Linked DNA regions of Homo sapiens: region 1 is linked to region 2. The links are chromatin loops, found by intact Hi-C in ENCODE. Cell type or tissue: endothelial cell of umbilical vein. All regions are shown on one strand. Links, peaks and the distances in the headings refer to the core of each region. The heading gives the core; the rest is flanking DNA. Region 1 has its middle 140 kb from the start of PFKP-DT. Region 2 has its middle 20 kb from the start of PITRM1.

The links. A loop is a pair of places that touch in the nucleus more often than their neighbours do. Peaks named below come from ENCODE experiments on the same cell type or tissue, not always from the same donor. Only the 100,000 strongest peaks of a DNase experiment are listed, where the experiment ranks them.
Region 1: a loop joins it to region 2, with 6 times the contacts of the local background. A loop is called at or near these places in 5 of 110 quality-filtered maps.

The regions. Positions count from the first base shown.
Region 1 is chr10:2,924,833-2,933,763 of GRCh38, forward strand. No RefSeq gene overlaps it. Among named protein-coding and RNA genes, the nearest start is that of PFKP-DT, 140 kb to the right of the region's middle. RefSeq lists an enhancer at 4,548-5,117. In endothelial cell of umbilical vein, for the core only: a CTCF peak has its summit at 3,587 (motif pointing right); a DNase peak (open chromatin) is centred at 3,609.
Region 2 is chr10:3,188,344-3,197,274 of GRCh38, forward strand. No RefSeq gene overlaps it. Among named protein-coding and RNA genes, the nearest start is that of PITRM1, 20 kb to the left of the region's middle. In endothelial cell of umbilical vein, for the core only: a CTCF peak has its summit at 4,693 (motif pointing right); a DNase peak (open chromatin) is centred at 4,908; H3K4me3 peaks cover 359 bases; H3K27ac peaks cover 710 bases.

The DNA.
Region 1 (8,931 bases), core at 1,889-5,888, 260 kb before region 2:
TTGATGCCATTCTCCTTTCCAGATGGCAGCTTCTGATAGAGCTGGGCATTCGAGAAAATACAATTTAGGAGCATGGAGACTTTATAAGCAGAAAGAATCATGTGGAGACTGTCAGCTGAGATCATTGGGGACACTGTCCTGATGATCCCAAAGTACCTAAGAACGATGGGCTGATGTCTTCTTTTTGAATATTTTGTTCTGATGACTTTTGTATTTTTAAAGCTAAAAAAGTCAAAAATTATCCTTATCTTGCCAAGTTTCTGAGGCTCAGCGACAAGGCCACACAGAGGTAAAACTGGGCCTCCCAACTCCTGATCCTACTTTGTAGAAACACTGCAGAGCTCTACGCTGGGAGGACCTCTAGAGCCTAACAGAGCAATGTATAACCAGAAAGCTGCAGTCCAGAGAGGATAAGGACTGGCCACAATTATGCGAGAGGTTCTAATAATACTTAAAGTAAAAATCCAGTTCCCCAAATTCCAAACTGGTGTTCTTCTCTTCCATGGTATTAGCATGAAAACATTAGTTTTCAGTAGCAATATTCATGCCCAACGAGATGATTGGTCCTTATTCACACAGGCCCTCCTCTTGGCTTTCGGGGAAAGAAAGATCTTTTGGAAGATGAGTCATTCAAAGCCCTAAGTATTAAGTGCAAAGGACACAAACACTCTAGACTCCAGTTGAAAAGAACTTTAAAATTACTAAACGTCCATGTGAATTCAGTGCGCTTTCAAGAAGAGCTGACGAGTCCTGGGTTCCAGCACCCTCTAGCCCCTTAGCTGCTGGTAGATCTCAGGTGCTGAACTCAGGTTCCTCATCTGTAGATGGGAACTCGTGACTCAACAAGGTATGTAATCGAACTCTGAGACAGAAATGCAGGAGTTCCCACTTCCAACGAAGGATCAACAAGAGAGCTCCTCAGCCCTGACCACAAATCCACCCGAACTCCCAGAAGATTCAGAAACAGCCATAGCGAGGGCTTGCTCTGGGCAAAACCAAGATAAATAGGCTCTCTGAGCTAATGCATCCTGTTCATCAGGAAGTGCCGTGGCTGGCAGGAAGCCCAGTTTGCAAGGGCCCAACTGGCCCAGAACTGTGAGACGGGAGCCAAGGAGACAGAGATCTTGCCCTGGCTCTGCCTCTGATGACCTGGGTGAGGGAGCCACTGGTTCTCTGAGCCTCAGTTTCCTTGCTGTGCACTGAAGTGTCTGCTGAACTCTAAGGGGGTGCGTGTTCTTCGTTTGGAGCAGAACCTCATGCTGCATACATCGATGTTTCTGTCTCAAGGAGCTATGGAGTCACAAAGGCAGGGGACAGCTGAGGGAGGCCTCCCAGGCCTACACATGGTATTGACTGCCTCTGAGCCACTGAAACGAACCTGTTCATTTTACAGCCTGTGGGTACTGCAAAGCCTAAGATTTGTAGTCACGCGAAGTTTCTGATCAGGGTGTCCTCCAGAGTAGAGTGCCCACGACAATTAAATGGACGTTTTGTTTCTTGTATTTTAGGGAACAAAGTGTCAACCAGCTTCCTCGTTTTATCCTCGGTGGAAAAGTCACCTTGGAGCCAGCAGGGTTGTTGCTGCACCTTAGAAATACAACCGCGGGACAACAGCCACAATTACCTAGAAAAGTGGAATGAAATTGCTCTTGAGCAAGTAAAGGGAAAGCAACATGTCCTTTGATGGCTGCTAGAAAGGAGAGGAGAGCAGAGTTAGGTGGATGAAACAGGCTGTGATGGAACCCGCCTGTGCCCATCAGAACAGGTGCCAGCAGGAGCAACTTGGCAGACCCCTGAGCTTGCAGGCTTGGTGGAAGCAGAGTAGCTTCCCTCGGACATGTGTGCCCAGGACCTGGGGGCCATGGTGTACCGCAGGCTGCAGGATCGAGCCTCCACTCGACACCGCCTGTCCATCCTAGGGCACAAATTCTCTCCTGGCTTGTGGTACATAAGCCCACAGGACCTCAGAAGAGTCGTTGCAAAGATGGGGAAGGTGCCATGGTTTATTTTATGTATTGTCTTGACCAGGCTAAGGGGTATACAGGTAGCTGGTAAAGGATGATTTCTTGGGAGGGCGGTGAGGGCATTTCTGGAAGAGGTGAGCATGTGAACCAGTGGACTGAGTGAAAAGGCTCCACCCTCACCCATGTGGGCAACATCAACCTGTCCCCCGAGGGCTTGAATAGACCAGAAAGTGAAGGGAGGGCAGATTTCCTCTGTTTCAGCTGAGACATCCTCTCCTGCCCTGGGACATCTGAGTTCCTGGTTCTCAGGCCTCAGATGCAGACTGGGACTGACATCATCAGCTCTCCCAGGTCTCCAGCGTGCAGGAGGGAACATGTGGGTCTTCCCAGCCTCCACAATCGCATAAGCCAATTCCTCTTAATAAACCTCTTCTATAAATTCCTGTCTGTCTGTCTGTCCATCTATCTATTTATCCCTGTCCGTTATGTATCTATCGGTCTGTCATCTATCTGTCTATCTGTTGTCTATCTGTTGTTTGTCTCTCCATCTGTCTATCTGTTGCTTGTCTCTCCGTCTGTCTATCTGTTGTTTGTCTTTCCATCTGTCTATCTGTCTCTCTATCTGTCATCTGCCTATCCACTTATCTATTTATCTTGTTGCTTCTGTTTCTCTGGAGAACCCTGACTAACACAGAGATAAAAAGGCTCTGAAGGGAGAGGCTGTGCTTCACGCCCTTGAGGTACTGAGAAGTTCAGAGATTAATCGAAAAACAGAGACTATATGGCCAAAGGCATGTCCTGAGTTTGCGGAGTGACAGGGTAGGCTAGATGTATATGACTTCCATGTAAAAATAAATTCAACACATGTCAAAGAGCATGTTTAACTCATCAATAAAGGAGGGAGACATAAGATATCGACTTGTTCAACAGCACACGTGGAGCGCAAGGTGCGCATAGGCGGTTGGAATCTGGAATGAACTTGCTAATAGGCATAAAGCTGCTAAATGTCCTCCAGGCCAATAACAAAATGATGCTTGTGGTTACACTTTCTTATAGAAAGGAAATCAATTGTATCTCTACCAGACAAAATTCATTTGCATTGCTACCGACAAAAACCGTCGGCATTACTGTCCGTCTTCTGCCCATTAGCCTCTCTCCCTGTGCCTCTGTAAAAACAGCCTGGTCAATAGATGGTAAGAGGCCCCACTGAGTGGGGTCCCTGGAGGGCAAGCCCCTGACGCCACTGCAAGGTTCCACCCAAGCCCTCGGCCACGTCCACATTATGGGAGGATCGTTCCTGAGCAGAGCAGATCCCAGTAGTCATGAGCAAAAAAACCTAAACAGCTAAACCCTAGAGCCAGCTGTCAAAGACAGAGGGCCTCCGCCTGGAATTCTTGACCGGAATGTCCACCCAACTGTGACTTTGCAAATTGAAGTGATGAATCCATTCTTGTGAAGCAGACCTCAGAGGAAGGCATCCCAGGTTATGAAAACAGAGGAGAAGCAGGCAGCAGCTTTGGGGTGCAGTGGAAGATGCACACTCGCCTTGTGGGGAGGGAACCGAAAGCTCTCTCACGTCCTGGGGTGAGAAGGAACAGCAGGCAGTTAACAGTTTCAGCTATGGAGAATCCAAGAGGCAACCAGCAGGGGGAGCCAGTGTATCGTCAAAACTCAGGTCTGATCCACGCTGACGACCAACAGGTGCATCTAACCCCCCTGGACCTGCAAAGTCCTCCGAGAAGGCGGACTAGAAATTTTCTCTGATTTGAATCAGCTGCCCTACAGTTCACATCCGGAAACATTAAATCAAGGGAAAACATTTTCTCTGTGAACTGCCTTAAATTGATAGGCCCCAAATCTGCCTTCACCTGGATGTCTGGAGATACCTCTGCTGAGAGGAAGAGGGTTCATTAAACATCTTCCTTCCAACACTGAAGTGAGGAAAACCATGTTCCCAGAAACCACCCAGCACCTCACTCTGAAAAATCCTTTCTCAACTCTCTAGGTATCTCTTTTTGTTCTGTTTAGAAAAATGAAGCATGCTTATTGCGAAGGGAAAAAAAGAAAAGAAAAAAGAAAGAAATGATTCTGAATGGCTTTGGTCTCCCATGATTTCACAAGTTTAGCCAGAGAAGCCATTAATAGCTAGGTCTGGGCTCCTCTTCAATACAGTTTCACTGAAAAAAAAAATGATGTTTCAAATTAGTAATTCATCACACCTGAATTAACACTAAAACGTCCATCAAATTAAAATCATTTTGCAAGATTGGAATTGTTTCTGCAACGCCTGAAGTCCAAAAATGGAGGCATGAGAGTGAATAAGAATCAGGATGTAAATGAATTCCTGACACGTCATTCCAGTCTCTGAATGGGGGGCTGGAGTAGGAATTAAATAATCACACGCAAATTGGATTTCCAAGATCTTTCCAGGCCAGCTACTGTAAGCTGTTTGTTGTTTGGACAGGTCAGTTTTGGGTGAGTTGTGTGCTTTCAGGGAAGCGAGGGGATAGCAGAGTGAGGGGTGGGGAGGAGAGAGGAGAAAGCCCACAGAGGTGCAGCCCCTAAACCAGGCCAGTGCCTTTCCTCCTGTTGGAAGCATAGAATTAAATTTCATTCACAAGCCCAAAGCACTTTCCACAGGTCTTTAAAATGGGATTAGCCTAAAGCAATCAAGTTGGAGAGACTAACCAGCAAACGCTAAAAGTACTCCCACCTGCCTACTCAATGGAACTGTTTGCCAGGGGAAAAAAAAAAAAGTCATCAGATGCATTTTCGTGGCATTGAGCAATGGATTAATGACACATGGAGACATGCAGAGACACTTGGAAGGCTGGCCTGAGCTCTCCGAGAGGCGGTGGTCAGCAGTTTAGGGTCTGAATTGGTATTTACACCATCAATCTCCAGCTGTGCCCAGTGTTCCTGGATGCAGCCTAGTTTTCCTGGCCTGAGAGCTCTCTGAAAAGTAGCCTCATGCATTTTGCATCCTTGAAACGTGAACTCTTTTATGCAGCATCCGATGTGAAGAGAGGCTGTGGAATGCGGGTGAGTGTGTTGGCAAATTTTATGTGTATTTTGTATACAAATAAATTTTTTATCTGTCCGTATAAATATAGGCATTCACAAATGTATGCCACAAATGCAAAATCTCTTCATATGAATGCACATTTTTAAAATGAGTTAAAGGGATGCTATAGAAGGGATACATTTCTCAAAGTTCGTGTGCTGTTAAAAAGAATCTTGAATAGACAGGACAAAATGCCTTCCTGTCAAGCATAAATGGAGGTATCTTAAATTAGCCAGTGAAAATCATTCCTGCTCTGTGTGAGACCTCATTTGGAGTGCGGGCTCCATTTACTGTGGGCTGGCTGATTACAGCAGGGCTGCAGAAATGAGGGGGCAGGAGAAAGAAACCAACTCCTTATACCTCTGTAAGACAATGAAAAAATTATATTAGCTTGCCCCCAAAGAAATCTAGAAAGAAAAGGAAAGAGTTCAACATTTTTAGAATAAGACCGAACAAATGGTTAATGTGCACTGGACGTAAACATAGTGAGTGTTCATTAGACATAAAAATAGTCACTTCTAAAAGATTAGAGATAAAAATATTGGATGATCAATTGTGGGAATCTTGTTTGCCTCTGACTTTTGTTACATTCTTACCTCTTCTGAGGTCCTATTTTTCCTGTGGTATTCATTAATTTGAAATGAACTGATGCTGACATTAATTGAAAAATAAAGGAAAAGAAAACTCTTGAATTATATATTAGCCCATTGATTGTCAAATACTTCCCTGCAGGTGCCATTTACCAATGTATGTTTCTGAATGCACACATGAATATGCGGAGTACTTTTCTCAAAAAAAAAAAAAATTAAAGGAAAGGCTAAAGAAATAAAGGAAGGAAGGAGATTTCTAAATACGGAAGAATAGTGCCTGGACTAGAAGAGTATGTACTGTGTATCTTCATCAAAGCTATACTATTTTACCTGTTTTAATTGACTGTGTGAGTTCATAGGGATCCCAAAACTAACTCCTTAAAAACACGCAGACAGAAAGAGCAAATAAAATGCACATCCAGCCGGGCGCGATGTCTCAGGACTGTAATCCCAGCACTTTGGGAGGCCGAGGCGGGCAGATCACGAGGTCAGGAGATTGAGACCATCCTGGCTAACACAGTGAAACCCCGTCTCTACTAAAAATACAAAAAAATTAGCCGGGAGTGGTGACAGGCACCTATAGTCCCAGCTGCTCGAGAGGCTGAGGCAGTAGAATGGCATGAACCCGGGAGGCAGAGCTTGCAGTGAGCTGAGATTGCACCACTGCACTCCAGCCTGAGCGACACAGCGAGACTCCGTCTCAAAAAAAAAAAAAAAAAAAAAAAAGAAAGTGCTGGAAAATTCCCTGGGTACATATGGGCTCTATCCCTTTGCTATTCTGAGCAAAGCAACTCAACAGAGGCTTCCCAGCACTGTTTCTGGTGCCAGCATCTCCAGGGCCACTGTGGGCCAGGTCTTTGGTCAGACGACACAAATTAAATGAACATTTACTACGCACCAGGCTCTGGTCCACAGTCAGGACATGGAGCAGAGAAGGCAGGGCGCCCACCTTAGAGAGGGTCGCATTTCATGTGCTCACAGGAATACAGACCATAAACCCCTTGATATGGTTCGGCTGTGTCCCCACCCAAATCTCATCTTCAAGTGTCATAATCCTCACATGTCATAGGAGGGACCCAATGGGAGGTACTTGAGTCATGAGGGAGGGTTTTCCTGTGCTGTTCTCATGGTAGTGAATAACTCTCATGAGATCTGGTGGTTTTATAAAGGGCAGTTCCCCTGCACACAGTCTCTTGCCCGCCACCATGTAAGACGTGCCTTTGCTCCTCCTTCACCTTCTGCCACGATTGTGAGGCCTCCCCAGCTATGTGGAATGTGAGTCCATTGAACCTCTTCTTCTTTGTAAATTACCCAGGCTCAGGCATTTCTTCAGAGCAGTGTGAAAATGACTAATACACACCTATGTCAATAATTAGGAGGACTGCTGGTGCTGAAAGGGGTAACATTTAAGAGTTAGCACTTACATTCTTTACCGAACATTTTTACTATTTAATTATGCTGCTTGTGGAATCAGTTGCTGTTATGTCACTGGGACAAATCATCATGGCCCTGCTTGATCCTCAGCTACTAGTTCAGTGGGGCCTATGGGACCCAGAAAATCACAGTCTCTCCTAGGGATGTAGTAAATTCAGATGGGAATGAGGTTGGGAGATGAAATTTCAGTAACAATAGTTTCCTAAATCTGTGACCAGTAAGAGGAGTCCTTCGGTCTTGACATTACTAACCATGTTGTTTTCGCTATTGGTACTGCCTCGATACATCAGCTAGCTTAAGCAAACAAGCTCACAATCTCAGTGGCTCATAAGACACGTTCATTTCTTGCTCTTGGTCCTTGGTGCTGAGGACTGGCTTCAGGTCTACCTGTCGGATTCTCTTATCAAGGCCTGGCTGAAAGGCCAGCCCCTGGGTCAGCAGGACCACTCTCATGGCAGATCGAAGAATCAAGGCAAGGACTCCAAACCTTCTGCTGGGAGGTGGCACAGGGCACGTCCACTAGGTTCCACTAGCCAAAGATGTCACGTGGCTGCTGGGATGGGAATCAATGGGAGGGAATGTAGATACACATCAACGGGATGGGGACTAGGGACTCTCCTTGTGAGGAGCCATTGGAAGTCACATGTCACCCTGTGGGAATGGGTGATCCCACAGAAGGAGGCCATCACCTAACTGGGAACAGGAGCCCATCTGTCTCGTGAAGCTTATCAGCGTGCTTTCTGTCTAGTATCACAGATTACCACAGGAGAGATGCTGAATCTACCAAAGGGTTGAGACTGTGTCATTTATATATCTTAGCGTGCTCTACAAAGGCATTCCAAACAGCCATTAACCCGGGATGGATGAACTCTTAGTGTCTGTTTCCAAATCAGTGATACAGAACTAGCCTCCACTATTGTCCTCAAAAACACTATTTCGGATTTTATCTCCCTTAAAACTGATCACAAACGATAAATATTTAACAGCACGTCCACTAAACATAAAATTTGCCTTCCCAGAAAATGTGTATTTTATTTTTGTTTCTCTTTTCATTTGTCACAGTATCTTATAGGCATAAAGATTAATGTACACGTAATTCTTATTTTCTATATGAAATTTCTACTTACTATTTTTACATGAAAAGAAAATATGTGACTATTGTCTAAGGGTGTCACACAGCTCTTGGTCAGCAGGATAAAACAGAAACAGCAAGCAGGCCAAACAAGGGATTTAGCCAAGCCCGCTGAATCCTCGGGCCTCTGCAATGTTTTGTATCATTAATTGGCACCGACCTTCTGAGCCAGCTTCCTGCCCTGACCAGCTTTGGCCTCCGGGCCAGCACACCCCATGCATGAGACGTTAGCCGATGTCCAGGACAAGCTGGCTGGCCGAACTGCTAACAGCACATTCAGAGCTCCTGAGTGCCGAAGCCTCGTCCTCAATCCCAGGAACCCTCCCCAGACTGGGTCCATCAGTGAGACCAGGTTTCCATGGAAATTCAGTGGACTCCTTCCAAACACCCAGGTGCCTGATGGTCAGTGCAGGCAGCGAAGCATCAGCACACTGGGGGAAGGACAAGCTGATGAGAGACTCTGAGTTACATGCTTGAATAAGAAAATAAAGAACATAAAAAGATAATATAAAAGGTAAATAAAAATAAAAAGATAAAAAAACATAAAGAATAATGAAATAAAGAAAATTTTAAAAACTCTGAGCCTGTGGGATTCCATGTGAAATTTTTTTGCAGGAAAATTCTGGTGAAGGGATCCTAAAGTGAGGAAAAAGGAAAACATTTATGCTGAGTCATATTTGTAAATTGACCACAGTAATGTAAGAAGATGGGGAGAAAAACAAGCCCAGAATCAAGTGCGACCTGAGA
Region 2 (8,931 bases), core at 3,140-7,139:
AAAATCAGTCAAGTGGAGAGGTTCTGAAGGCAGAGCCCTGGAGAGATCCACAGAGCTGCCACCTCCTCTCCTGGTGGAATCGTGGCTGAGCCTGCTGCTCCCAGAAACAATGTGTGGCAGCTCACATGGAGCACAGGCAGCTGGGATGCTCCGCAAGCCTGCGTCCGGAGGCTTCCCTTGGACCTGGTCACAGAGACATAGTTGACTGCACTGGGCTGACCTGTAGGCCCCAGCTGCCTTAGTCTGTTTGTGCTGCTATCACAAAATACCTCGGACTGTTTATAAAAAACAGAAATGTATTTCTCAAGTTCTTGGGGCTGGGAAGTCCAAGATCAAGGAGCCTGCAGGTTTAGGGGCTGGAGAGGGCCGAGCTCCACTTCCGGTTGGTGCCTTGTGGCTGCGTCCTCCGGAGTGGGGGACGAATGCTGTATCCTCATAGGATGGAAGGTAAAGAAGGGCAAGAGTGTGCTGGCTTCAACCTCCAGCCCTTTCATAAGGCACTGATTCCGTTCACAAGAGTGGGGCCTTCATGACCTAACGAGCTCCCCAAGGCCACACCTTTTAATACTGCTGCACTGGGGAGTAAGTTTCAACATGAGTTTTTGGGGGGACATCAGCATGCAGACCATAGCACCAGTCCTTCATGAAGTCATGCCAATATGCACCATCCAAAGCCCCCACCATGAATCACGCTGTTAGGCTCTGCGTGTGGCCCAAGGCCCTAGCTCGACAAAAACACTCTTATTAGACAAGACATGCCTGCGGCTTAGACGTGACCTCCCAGGAGCTGAGGGCAAAGGCCAGAGTGCTCCTTGGGTAAGGTTAGTTTTTTCTTTTTTCTTTTTCTCCTGACAGGGCCTCTCTCTGTTGCCCTGGCTGGAGTGCAGTGGTGTGATTATACCTCACTGCAGCCTCCATGTCCCAGGCTCAAGTGATTCCCCCCAGAGGAGCTGGGACCACAGGTGTGCACCACAGGTGTGCACCACCATGCCCAGATATTTTTTGTAGAGATGGGGTCTTGCTAAGCTACCCAGGCTGCTCTCAAGCTCCTGGGCTCAATCCTCCCACCTCGGCCTCCATAGAACTCCATAGAACAAAGTGTCAGGATTACAGGCATCAGCTACTGTGCCCAACCAAAGGTTAGTTCTTTACTACACACCATTTAAAGTGCCATTATATAGAAATATTTCTAAACTGCAGAGACACTGATTGAACAAGACAACTACCCTGCCAGGGCTCAGAGTGAAAAGAACAGAAAAGCCCTGCCCTGTATTAAGTGCTGATTGACACGGCTTATTTCTGCATTTAGATCACGTCTGCAGAATGTATTTCTTTACATTAATGCACATGTTAGACAAATCAATCACAGTGCTTGATGTATCCACAGCCCCTTCCCCCAAATCGGCTTCCATTCACATTCCCTGCTGGTATCTCCAGCCTCAGCCACCAACACTATGGGCTGCAGGACACAGCCTGTGGCTCCCACTGATTTAGAAATGGGCCCCTGGAACCACCAGCATTCTGTTCACAGGTGGCCAAGGTCTATGACTGACTTGATGTACTCATCAATAGTTATTAGGCGAGCCAATCAAAAGCCCTCTCTCTAAATAATTTAAATTGGAAATCAAAGAAAGACTCGGCATAGGAAGTGGGAAGAAGTATATCAGAACATAGTGTAGCTAAATTCTGTTAATAGTGGGGTCCTAGGGGCCCCCTTTCAGCACCTCAGAGCTGTCTTAGACGCACTATACCCTTCACTTCCATAAAAACTGACCCTCTTGTGATTTTAAAACATTTTCCTGAGATTCCATTTCCTCATCACCTCACACATATGCTTAGAATGGACCCCTCTGTCTGCTTGTGAGAAAAGTAAAGTAAAATAAAGTAAAAAAGAACAGACCCCTCTGCGCCTGATCTAGCATGAGTGGCTCTGCATTCCCTGCACTCCATGTTGGCAAATTGAACCATCTATCAAAGGTCAGTGCTGTATCAGCAGATGGAACGTGGAGCTTAGATCATCTGCATTTTGAATAAAAAGGGTTGCAGGATTAGCGAAACAAAGGCAATGCATATCATCAATGCTTGCTACTTTATGAAATCTTTGCATGCCTTTTACAAGAAAACGTTTAGTCTCATGCTTTTTAAAAATGTAAATGGCAGGTCTATATTAATAGTGATCACATACTACAGGGCTCCTTAGGTTTGGTATCATATTCTTTTGTTTTTCCTGAATACTATGATAGGCTGTTTTATCTCTTTTCTAAAGAGACGTGTTTGTCCTAGTTCAATAATGAATATTTAAACATATCACATTATTGATAAACATTCATTTATCTAAAAATATAGGCCATCTCACATGGCTTGATTTATAAGTGGAAATATTTTAACGAAAAATTTAAAAATTTATGCACCATAGATTTCACTTAGTTTCCTTAAATATTAAGGCTACACCACAAACAGCATCTGTCTTTTCTGTGATTTCATAGGTAAACTCTTCTCCAGGTTTTTGGCAGGTATTTTGCATGTGTGAATTGGATGTTAACAAAGTAATCCCATATGAAACTATGGTCACAATTCCAATCTTGGCTTGTAGTGGGAAGCCAGCAGCAAGGTGCGCTTCACTGAGTACGGTGCTGGAGTGCTGGGAGTTCAACTCCATGCTGTGCTGCTGCTGGGCTGTGTGGCTCTGGGAAACTCACACAACTTCTCTGGGCTTCAATTTCCCTCTCTGCAGAACAAAGAGCTTCAAGCCGACCTCAACATTCCTTTTCTGTTCTAACATTCTGTTATTCCATGAGTTAGTTATACAGTAATGATGACACAAGGAACAACACCCACTTATAATCAAGCATCACTACCTTTCTTTGAAACTTGTAAGCATTCGTGGAGAATGCGGCCCCCATCCCTCCTCTCTCTCTCGCCCTCTGACCCCCTATTTGCCAATATCTCTCCTGCAGCCATTGAAATCTGGTTTAACATCAGATGCAATAAAACTTCTGCTGAGAAATAGACTTGATGGATAGACTACTGAGTAGATTACAGAGTTTTGATGGTAGGACTTAAAGAAATATATTTGATATATTTATATTTGTATATTTTATATTATTTTGAAATACTGAAAATAATAATTTAGTTCTCCCAAACTACACCCCTCCCTCCTGACCCAAGTTAACTATTTTCTTCCTTTACTTTTTTTTTTTTCTTTGAGATGGAGTCTTGCTCTGTTGCCCAGGATAGAGTGCAGTGCATGATCTCAGCTCACTGCAACCTCCACCTCCTGGGTTCAAGGAATTCTCCTGCCTCAGTTGCCCGAGTAGCTGGCTTTACAGGTGCGCACCACCGTGCCTGGCTAATTTTTGTATTTTCAGCAGAAACGGGGTTTCACCGTGTTGGACAGGCTGGTCTCGAACTCCTGATTTCTGGTGATCTGCCCGCCTCAGCCTCCCAAAATGCTGAGATTACAGGCGTGAGCCACCACACCTGGCCTTTGCTTTACTTTTCATATATGTTTATTATATGTGCATGCTCTCTTAAAATACATGTATTTATTATTTTCCTTGATTTTCACCTTATCAAATAATAGCATATGTTGGGTAAATGTTTGGGACTTGCTCTCTCCACTTAATAGTATGATCCATTACTAAGATGAATTCACATCGTTGGATGCCAAACCAATAGTGTTGTTATTGGGTCATACGAATGTGAACAGAAAGCATATGTATTAGAATCAGTGAAATACAGCAGTTGAAAATCTTACCATATGTATTAGAAATCCCAGGTTCAGGGAGTAAACCAGGAGCAGGGTTTAACGTAACATAGGCATAATGAAATGAAATGAAAATAGTTTCTGTATAACTATTCCACAAGTGAATTTATAGATGGAATTTGGCTTTTTCTTTTTTTTTGAGACGGAGTCTTGCTCTGTCTCCCAGGCTGGAGTGCAGTGGCGCGATCTCGGCTCACTGCAAGCTCCGCCTCCCGGGTTTAGCCATTCTCCTGCCTCAGCCTCCCGAGTAGCTGGGACTACGGGCGCCCACCACCACGCCGGGCTAATTTTTTTGTGTTTTTTAGTAGAGACGGGGTTTCACTCTGTTAGCCAGGATGGTCTCGATCTCCTGACCTCGTGATCTGCCCGCCTCGGCCTCCCAAAGTGCTGGGATTACAGGCGTGAGCCACCGCGCCCGGCTGGCTTTGTTTTAAAAGGGGCAAATAAAGCCAGGTGCAGTGGTTCACACCTGTAATCTCAGCACTTTGGGAGGCTGAGGTGGGTAGAAAATAACTTCCTGGATGACAGTCATTTCCAGGTGGCTGAGGGACCCCCCCACAAAAGTCTCTCACTGCACTGAAAGGCTTCCTCTAAACTTGAGCTCAGCAGTTCAAAAGCAGCTCTGACTACATAGTGAGACCTCGTATCTACAGAAAATTAAAAAAGTTAGCTGGGTGTGGTGGTGCGCACGTGTGGTCCCAGCTGCTCTGGAAGCCACTTGAGTCCAGGAGGTAGAGGCTGCAATGAGCCATGATCGTACCACTGCACTCCAGCCTGGGCTACAGAGCAAGACCCAGTCTCAAAAATGGGGCAAATAATATATTTTTAAAATAATTGTATTTCATCTCACTGATAACAATAGTTTCCCCCTAAATAGAGTTGAATTCCCCAACTCTAGCAGTGTTATGACAGGATGCTGCCACTAGGTGGCTGCCTTTCTTCTAACTTTGACAATTTCCTTGGCAAGGGCTCTGCGTTGAGTAAATATGTCCTTCACATGGTTTATTTATTTTTACTAAAATTGCTTTCATGACAGTTATTCAAACTCACAACCAATTCATACTGCTAGGCTGGCATTTTAAACAGGAAGAGTGAAACAGAGCCACTGTCGCTGGAAAGGGATGGAACGTCACGGTGCGCTCTAAAAGGACAGGGGGCTTGTGCGGTGCCCTGTTGTAAATAATTTGTAAAGAAATGCGCGGCGCCCCTGTTGGGAATTGGAGCTCTGGGCGTGGCGTCTGGAGTGGGTGTGTGCTGCTTTTGCTTCCGAGACATTCATTCATATTTCCCCTCTTCGTTTCACTCGGCGCGAGCCCTCCTTCCTCTGCCTCCTGCCCCAGACAATAGCTCTCCATTCATAGCACGTGGCCTGGACTCACCTCTGAGCTGGAGGCCTGGCCCATCAGAGCGTTTCCCTGCCTCAGGCTACAGTGATTGGATAAGGAATGAACAAATGACTAAGTCAGCAAAAACTCAATTCTAGAATTTTGGGGGACTCTTAGGAAAGTTACTTTTATTTTTCACTTGGGTTTCTGAGAGACAGACTAAGCCTCCCCGAAATGAAGCCGTGGAAAGCCAGGCAGGGCAGGAGAGGGAAGGACGATGGTCCCATGCTCTGCACCCTCTACTCACCCTGCCTTACGCCATCTTTACTCCTGGATTTTCCAGTTTTATAGCTTTAAGCTGGTTTCTTTCACTTGCTGCCCAAACTCCTGAAGATATAAAGTCAAAAGGCAAATGCCATTTGACTGGACTACCTTCTAGCTATAGTTTTGACAAACCACTTTTTGTGTAGAAGGGCTACCCCTCCAGTAACCTTCCCTCACTTTGTAGTTTTCGGGTGCCTGGTGTGTCCTGGGTAAGAGAAGAGTGACAGCAGCTGGTTTGAATGACGCTTTCTTAGTGGACGCCATGGACATGGTGTCCATGAGCACCACAGAGTAAACTAAGGGACCTCTCATGTCCACCCAAAGGTGTGTTACTGCACAGAGGTTTATGCAATGCGGCTTTGCATCACCAGACAACCCCGAACTCCATAAATAGCAGCGAGACACGTCAAGAGAAAGGGGAGTAGGGAAGCCGAAAATATGTCCTTTACATGTGGAGAAACATGGCTTCTGGGGTCACCTGTCTGTGTCTCCCTCACTTTAACTCCTGGCAGTTGATGGACATTGGAAAGCCACCATCTGCCTTCCAATTTCCAGGGAACAGGAATCTTGTTTCCACCCACACAATGCATTGCCAATGTTTAGTATTGAGAGATAAAGCCTTATTAGGAAACAAGAGAAGTTTAAAAATAAAGAAAAAAGAGAAAAACGAAAATATCTTCTGAATATCTATAGTTCAGTTTAACACGAATTCAAAATAATATGCAACGAATTCATGATATTGAGATTTTCAAGTATCCTGGCTGGGCACGGCGGCTCATGCCTGTAGTCCCAGCACTTTGAAAGGCTGAGGCAGGCAGATTGCTTCTGCTCAGGGGTCTGAGACGAGTTTGGACAACAGAGCGAAACCCTGTCTCTACAAAAAATACAAAACATTAGCTGGGTGTGGTGGCACATGCCTGTGGTCCCAGCTACTCGGGAGGCTGAGACGGGAAGATGGATTGAAGCCGGGAGCTCAAGGCTGCTCTGCGCCACTGCACTCCAGCCTCGGTGGCAGAGCAAGGCTCCGTCTTAAAAAAAAATTCTGTTCAGGGAAACAGGGAACAATGAACTGATTAACTCCACTTCTACCCTCTTACTGTTTTTTCTATTTGTCCTCACTGAAATTTGTTACTCTGTCCTCTGACTGGAGGCCCTGGTGGCTCCTGGGCTGGGCTGGGGCCCCCTGTGTGCACAGACCCCTTTGGGAAATGGAGTGGAAACCTGAGAGTTTGTGTCCTGAAGAGTCAGATGGAAGCTCAGGAGCCAGCAGACACTGAGCACCTGTCTTTGTCACCACACAGGGCTCTGCCCATCACAGGAGACACTCAGGGGCTCAGGTTCCAGAACTTTCCCCCGCTGGCCTCAGGCCGGGGGAGCAGCTCCCCTTCACCCATCGAGAAGGCCTGTGCAGGCTCTAGTGTCCGGGAGAAGGGCCATGTCTGCCTCACTTCCATCTTCCCAGGAGGTCCTTCTGAAAAAAATGTCACTATCACCCCTGTTTCTATTTCAGCTTCCCGTTGTTTTTCTCAGTTCATTGGAATACGGGCCTAGAATTTCCATCTCAGCATGGTCTCTCTCGTATTCTCCCACTTGCTGGCGGTCTTCCAAGAGCCATCCCAGCAAACGCTGGGGCATTTTTGTCCAGTTATGCCACCAGCCCACCACGGGGACCGAGCCTGGACCTTTGGATCAGAGCTTTATTGGTGAGGCCAACGCAGAGGTGGGTGATTCATCATGGATTACCAGGGTGGGCTTTGGAGCCAGGGCCCTGGGTGTAAGTTCAGCTCTACTTCTTAAAGCTGTAGGACCCGGGCAGGTCCCTTGGGGGCCCTGTGACTCTGTTTCTTCTTCTACAAAACGACAATGTTCACGGAAGAGCTCCTGGCTCAAGCGTTATCAAGATTCATGAGTACATACAGGTAAAGCACCCAGCACAGAGTATCATATAAATGCTTGTTGCTATGAATATCATCCTATTCCCTGGTGGTGTTTGGGGAACCTCTTTTCCCTTCTCTCCCGGGTAGATTCGCCTGCAGTGAGTGGGAGTTCTGTGGCTCCTGGGGTCATCGGCTGAGTCCCTCTCCGGCTTCTCCTTCCTGACTGTGAATTGCTGTGTGGCCACGCTTGGGTGTGTCTCTCTCCATTCTCTGTTGCTCGTGGCAGCTGTCGCTTTGGAGTCATGATTCCAGTTGGAACTGAGAAGCAAATACTGCCCACCTGGCCATGGACACTGGCTGCCCGTTCAGAAGCTGTCCAGCCACCAGCAGCTGCCCTCTGAACGACTGCCTTCTAGAATGTCTAGTTTGCCAAACATCAATTTGTTAAAATTACAGGTTTATTGTTTCTTTGAAACCAACTTACCCCACATCAGGCCACAAACTGAATATGTAATTCCAGGGTACTGAGCCTGGCTGGTGTTGACGCTGCTTCACTTTCTTGTTTTCTTTTTTCTTTTCTTTTTCTTTTTCTTTTTTTTTTTTTTGAGATGGAGTCTCACTCTGTCACCCAGGCTGGAGTGCAGTGGCACGATCTCAGCTCACTGCAGCCTCTGCCTCCCAGGGTTCAAGCAATTCTCATGCCTCAGCCTCCCAAGTAGCTGGGACTACAGGCGCCCGCCACCACATTCGGCCAAGTTTTGTATTTTTAGCAGAGATGGGGTTTCACCATGTTGGCCAGGGTGGTCTTGAACTCCTGACCTCAGGTGATCCGCCCATCTCGGTCTCCCAAAGTGCTGGGATTACTGGTGTGAACCACTGCGCCCGGCCAACATTTCACTTTCTAAAGCCACATTTTTAAGGTACGCAGCCCACGCTTCATGCCGGGCCTGGGAGGGGGTTCCTGGTTGTAAACCTGTCTCTGACCTCCCAGCTGGCTCAGAGATGTCCCCAACCCAGAGTCCAGAGGACAGCCCACTTTGGGGAGGAAGCTCGCTTGGGGTCCTGGGTGTAAAGCCAGCCAAAGCAACACCACATTTCTGGCCTTGGCTGGAAAAGGGCAGCTGAGAGCATCACCCCTGTCTGCCGGCCACGGTCTTCTCTCTCCTCTCAGAAACGGGTCTTGGATCTCTTCAGATCGTGTGTCCATCAGGCTAGACTGGGAACCAGTTTTCAGTTGTAGCCTTTCTAAAGAGGCGTCACTATTGTTTCTGTTTCTATTTCAGCTTTCTATCACGTTCCCTCAGTCCAGGGAGACCTGGGCATGGAATTCCCATCTCAGCTCGGCCTCTGCCGTGGTCTGCAACTTGCTGGCGGTCTCCCAAGAGTCATCCCAGCAAACGTGGGGGCTCTTTTGTCCTGTTATGTGAATGGCCACCACGGGGAACATTCCCGCCCACTGGGGCCTGTGGGGGCTGTGTTCACCCCGGGGTGGGGAGGGGGGTCTGGCCCTGCAGGTGGGTCCTCAGGCCCCAGGCAGGGGTGTCCTTGGATGAGCTGTCCTGCTGGGGGGCCATGCAGAGCTGCCGAGGAGAAGGAACAGGCAATGAGGCCGAGGCCAGGGGCGTCCCCTCGCTTCCTT